Regions from separate parts of the Mus musculus genome. Here region 2 is linked to region 1. Evidence: chromatin loops called from intact Hi-C (ENCODE). Cell type or tissue: heart. All regions are shown on one strand.

Region 1 (2,500 bases):
CCTGCAATGCATCTTGGGATTCCTTCAGGTCGCTTTAGTGCCACCGATACTTAAAACGCAATTACAGTTCCAAACGTAGAAACTACAGTAGGAGCAGCTCTCTGGGCCAGCGAAGAGACAAGTCCTGTCCCCCAAACCCTAGACTTTCACACCCTCCTCCTGCCGGACTTCAAGCCCTATCAGTCCCCACTTCTGGGCCTCGTGGCACTGACTGGCCCAGGGCTGGCAGGGTCCCATACAGTTCCTATGCCTAGGGGTGAACCGCGTGCGGCCTTCCGCGGCGGGGCAATCGCCCCCGGGTCCCCTGGTCTCTGCTCCTCCTGGCCCAGGCGCCCCAAGCCAAGCAGCTCCCAGACTGGAGGCGCCCCACCCAGACCAGCCGGCGCCGCTGTCAGCGCCCCACGTGCGGGCCGGCCGGCCTCCCGTCCTCTCCACCCAGCCCACCGCGGAACTCCGGCCCCAGGCCGCCGCCCGTGCCTTGGGGATATCCAGCCCGGCAACTTACCCGAAGGGCCTCCCGCGCCGCTGCCTGCTCCGTGGTCGCCTCCGGCTGCGCCAGCTGGGGATAGCGGCGGCTGGGCCGGACCCCGCAGGAAGGACGGCACGAATTCAGCGGCGTGGACGTTGGGGACGAAAGGCTTGGCGTTGACGTTGAGTTGCCGGCTGAAAGCCGCGCTGAGGTTCTCACGCTGGGCCTCGGCCACCGCGGCCATGGAGCCGCTGCCGCTCCCGCCGCCGCCGCAAGGCCCGGGCCCGGGGGCCTCCATATCCGTCTGGTCCCAGCAGTCGGGCGCAGAGTCGCTGCTGCTGCTGCTCCCGCCGCCGCCGCCACCGCCGCCACCGCCGCTGCTAGGATCCATGATCGGGGGGGCCGTGTGTGTGGTGAAGAGAGGGCGGGAAATGGAGGCGGGGGCGGCCGACCGGGGAGGAGCAGGCCGCGCTGACCCGGGGAGGACGGCAAGACTGGGGAGCTGACAGTCAATGACTCACTCGCCGGCGTCCTGGGCAGCAGCTACAGTCCAGACAGTACACTCGAGACCAGGTCGACAGCGGCTCAACCCTCCTCGTGTGTGCGAAAGGATCTCCTCCCACCCAACCCCAACTACCGCCGCCGGCCTCACCGCCAACCCCACGTTTGGAGAGAATTGACCTCTCGCTACCACCCGTACCTTCGCCTCGGTAGTTCCCGTCTGTGTCCGCCCGCGTTTCCGCCTACGAAGCGCGGCCGATAGCTAAACTACAAGTCCCGACAGTACCCGCGAAGACCCGGTGCGGTTTTCTCGGGGGCTGACGGGAGTCGGAGTTCAGCGCTCAAGCGTCACCGGAAGCGGCTGGAACTCCCGGCAGGCAGCGCGAGGAGGCAGAAGTCTGGTGGCCCATCTGTCGCAGGGTGGGGGTAGGGGTAGGCTCTACTCGGCTAGGGCAAGACGGTGGGCCGAGCCCTTCCGCACGAGGCGACGATCCACCCTAGCCTGTGAGAACACCCGGTCCGCAGGCCTAACCTAGAGGAATTTTTTTTTCTTCTCCCTTTTCGGCGCCTTTTCTGTCTCCCAGTCTATATACCTTATTCTCTTTCTCTCCACCCGCAGCCAGAGTTTGCCCTACATTTCAAAGCCGGCGGGAGGCGTCTTTCCTTTTATGTATTCATTTTTGGAAGAGGCAGTAAAACCATGAGATGTTACAGCTGAAACTGCGTGTGGCTCATAAAGGTCCAAGGATGTCCGGCAAAAGGATCCTTAACTGGAAAATTTCAGTGACTCATGTTATGTTTGACTAGTCATTAAAAGCCCGCACCTAAAATGTTTTTTCGTCCTTTCATCCTCCCTGCCAGGAGATTTACAAATTAATCGGGATTGCCATATTTTTTAGTGTACCCAGCGGTACCTAATAGTGGCTATTTTGGTGCTTCCAGTTCCTTAGCTGCCATTAGGTAAAGTGCTGTTCTTTTGAAAGGCCGCATCTGTCAGCTATTCTTACAGTCCTTTAATAATGAGGGCATCTCACACTTTCAAGTTGCATTTTAGTAATTGTGGGGTAAGTGACAAGCAAGAAAAAATAAAATTCACCTTTATTTTTTACTGCACGAAGTAGGAATACCTGTTCTAAATACCTGTTAAATGCTCCTGTAATTCACCCATGGAGACCAAGACAAAGAAAAGTATACTCTTAATTTTACTTGCTCTGAAAAGAGTCTAGACAGAATGCAACTAACCTACTTGGAAATTACAGAGTAACATATTCAAAATGTTCAAACAACGAGTTTTTTTTTTTTTTAAATCTGGATCTAAGATATCTAAATTGGAATGCTGACTTTAAACATTTGTATAATAAAAAGTGAGAATTTGGCCTAACGAGAGAGGTAATAGACAAAGTTGTCAATAATTTTTTGTTTGTTTTGTTTTTGTTTTGTTGGGTTTTTTGGTTTTTCGAGACAGGGTTTCTCTGTATAGCCATGGCTGTCCTGGAACTCACTCTGTAGACCAGGTTGGCCTCGAACTCA
Region 2 (2,500 bases), 710 kb before region 1:
TAGGAGCTGGACAAGGCAATGTAGTATATTCCCTTTTCACAGATGAGGAAAACAAATTCCAGAGAAATGGATTCTCGAAGCTGCTGAGTCTCTGTCATTTCCTTTGGAGGTCAGACATGTTCTTGTTCTTTCATGACTTTTACATGGGAAACCATTAGCCTGATGCCAGTCTACATCTCTCTAATTCTTGGAAGCAATGCAAACCATTCACTCTATCAATATTCATCTAAAAACGTGCTATGTGCAAATCTTGTCCTGGGCCCTGGAGAGAACATTGGTCCCTGACTCAACTCTTTTCCTAGGACAGTCAATGGGCTGTCACAGGGGTTAAATAGCTATGAGATGTAGAAATGAATAAATGAGAGGGTGTGGGGCACAAAATCTTGCTTCCCACCGAGGTTCCCACTTCCAGTCTGGGAAGGAAGTCCAGGTGTATGTAACCTTTCATGGAGATCTTGGAGTTCTCTTTCTTTCTTACTGAATTAGTTGGGAAATGGCATGAGTTTTCAATAATGACCAGAGGAAACCTCTGAAAGTTCATCGTGGTTAGCTTTACAATGCTGCTCACATCTTTACAAAATGTTTTAAGACTAATGTGCAAAAGAAAAAGGTTGTAAGGACAAACCAGAATGTTACTGATTGGTTTTGTCAACAGAAGCAAATAAGGGTACCTGGGCTTGAATCCTGCGTCTGTCACACATAAAGTGCCTCTGTGACTCAGTTTCCTGAATTGTAAAATAAGGTTAATAACAGCATCTACTTCATATGGTTGTGAGAATTAAATAATTAATCACTTAGGATAATGACAAATGATAATGTACTACTCAATGCTTTTTATTTTTAATTCTTATTATTGCGATATTGAAGGTTGCATCCATAATGCATAAGCCACATTCCCACCCCTTTAAAAAATTTTTTTAAAGAGTTAGACCCATCAAAATGGCTCAGCTGTTAAGCAAAGATGCTGACAAGTCTGAAGATCCGACTTCAATTCTCAGATCTCAAATAGTGGAAGGCGAGAACTTGCTTTCCAAAGTTTTACAGACTCTAAGTGCGTGTGTGTGTGTGTGTGTGTGTGTGCGCGCGCGCGCGCGCGCACGCGCACGTAATACTTTTTAAGAGAACTAAACCTTGCCAAATTGCCAAGGGTGGTCTCCAATTTTAGCTGGGGTTTCGAGACACTCTTCTAATCACAAAGCTAACAATAAATAAGGTCAGATAGTCTTACTCCGATTTCAGCAAACCGTTTCCGCCCACCTTGACAGTGCCCAGCCTCTTCCTTCCTCTTGTCCCGCCTCCTCTGGACGGTCGCGCGAGTCATGCCGGTCCTTGTAGTCCGTTCGCAGAGTCCTGTCGTCAAGAGCCTCGCCGGAGAACTTCATTTCCCAGATTTCCTCGCGGCGGCGGCCGTAAAGCGCGGCGGTCGAACGGCCGGTTCCGGCTGAATGTCAGTGCGGGGCTTTGGGCTGGGGAGCAAGGTGCTTGGCAGTCTCTCCACCGCCCCCGCCGCCGCTGGCTGGGCTTGAGATGTCGCCGCGGACACCGGGCCGCTGGGCGGCTCGGACATGAAACCGTGAGGCAGGCGACAGGGCTGGTCTGCGGACATGTTTGGACGCTCACGGAGCTGGGTGGGCGGGGGCCACAGCAAGTCCTCCCGCAACATCCACTCCTTGGACCACCTGAAGTGAGTGTGCGGGGCGCGCGGCGGGAAGGCCGCGGGGCCGGGCGCGGACGCCCAGACGCGGGCTTGGCTTGCGGGGCTCGGAGGTGCGAGGAAGACAGGGGTGCCGCGGGAGGGTTGTATGTTGGTTATCCGCAAGGCTTTGGAGTCAGGGCACCTGGCTTCGAACCCTGACTCTTTCACTTCTGGCTCTGTGTGTGACCTTGGACAAGTCGCGTGATTTTTCAGTCTCCAGACACCTAACCTGAAAAGTAAGGGCATCGTTGAGTTTTCGTTTTGTGGGCTGGAGTTGTCTTGATGTCCCGGGGACAGACAGTGGCCACTGGGCTTCTTGGGGTAGCACTTCTTGGACTGCATAGTTACGAGGCCATTGACCCGGCCAGATCTGGATTCGATTTTAGTTAACAGTATGCATTTAGGCTTCAGTTTCCTTCACTGTAAAACGAATAGAGTGACAGTACCACTTTTTGTGGTTATTTTTAGGATTGGTTGGATAAGAGAATGAAGAAAACGCACAGAACATGTACAAGTGCTCTAAAAAGAACATTGATTAAAAGAACACAAGTATTTTCAGAAGGAATTCTAGAGGGATAGTCAGCAGTAGCACCTTTAGAGAAGACAGGAGGCTTACAGAGTCCTGGGGAAACAGGGAAGTACACAGAAGAGGCTAGCTTTGGAGTTAGACCTGTGTTCAAATCCTGACTTAATGACTGTAGCTTTGGGCATATTTTCTCTCTCTGTCCTTCCAATTTGCCATTACCAGCTGGGAACTGGGAACTGTACAAGAATTGGGTAATGTTGAGCATGTTAAGTGATTGA

What was found. Hi-C counts contacts between places; a loop is a spot of excess contacts. Peaks named below come from ENCODE experiments on the same cell type or tissue, not always from the same donor. Only the 100,000 strongest peaks of a DNase experiment are listed, where the experiment ranks them.
Region 2: it touches region 1 in a loop (7-fold over the local background); 5 of 42 quality-filtered maps call a loop at or near these places.

Annotation. Positions count from the first base shown.
Region 1 is chr16:11,253,138-11,255,637 of GRCm38, forward strand. Gspt1 (G1 to S phase transition 1) reads right to left here and starts at 1,188. Exons shown (of 15, transcript NM_146066.2): 1 at 506-1,188. The coding sequence starts at 860. It overlaps LOC115488671, which reads right to left and starts at 499. Exons shown (of 2, transcript XM_030249388.1): 1 at 1-499. It overlaps Mir1945 (microRNA 1945), which reads right to left and starts at 1,308; the gene lies at 1,231-1,308. In heart, a CTCF peak has its summit at 1,545; DNase peaks (open chromatin) are centred at 454 and 1,184; H3K4me3 peaks cover 2,026 bases; H3K27ac peaks cover 2,249 bases.
Region 2 is chr16:10,543,959-10,546,458 of GRCm38, forward strand. It overlaps Clec16a (C-type lectin domain family 16, member A), which reads left to right and starts at 1,381. Exons shown (of 23, transcript NM_001204229.1): 1 at 1,381-1,684. The coding sequence starts at 1,605. In heart, no CTCF peak of the experiment used is centred here; a DNase peak (open chromatin) is centred at 1,433; H3K4me3 peaks cover 1,883 bases; H3K27ac peaks cover 1,077 bases.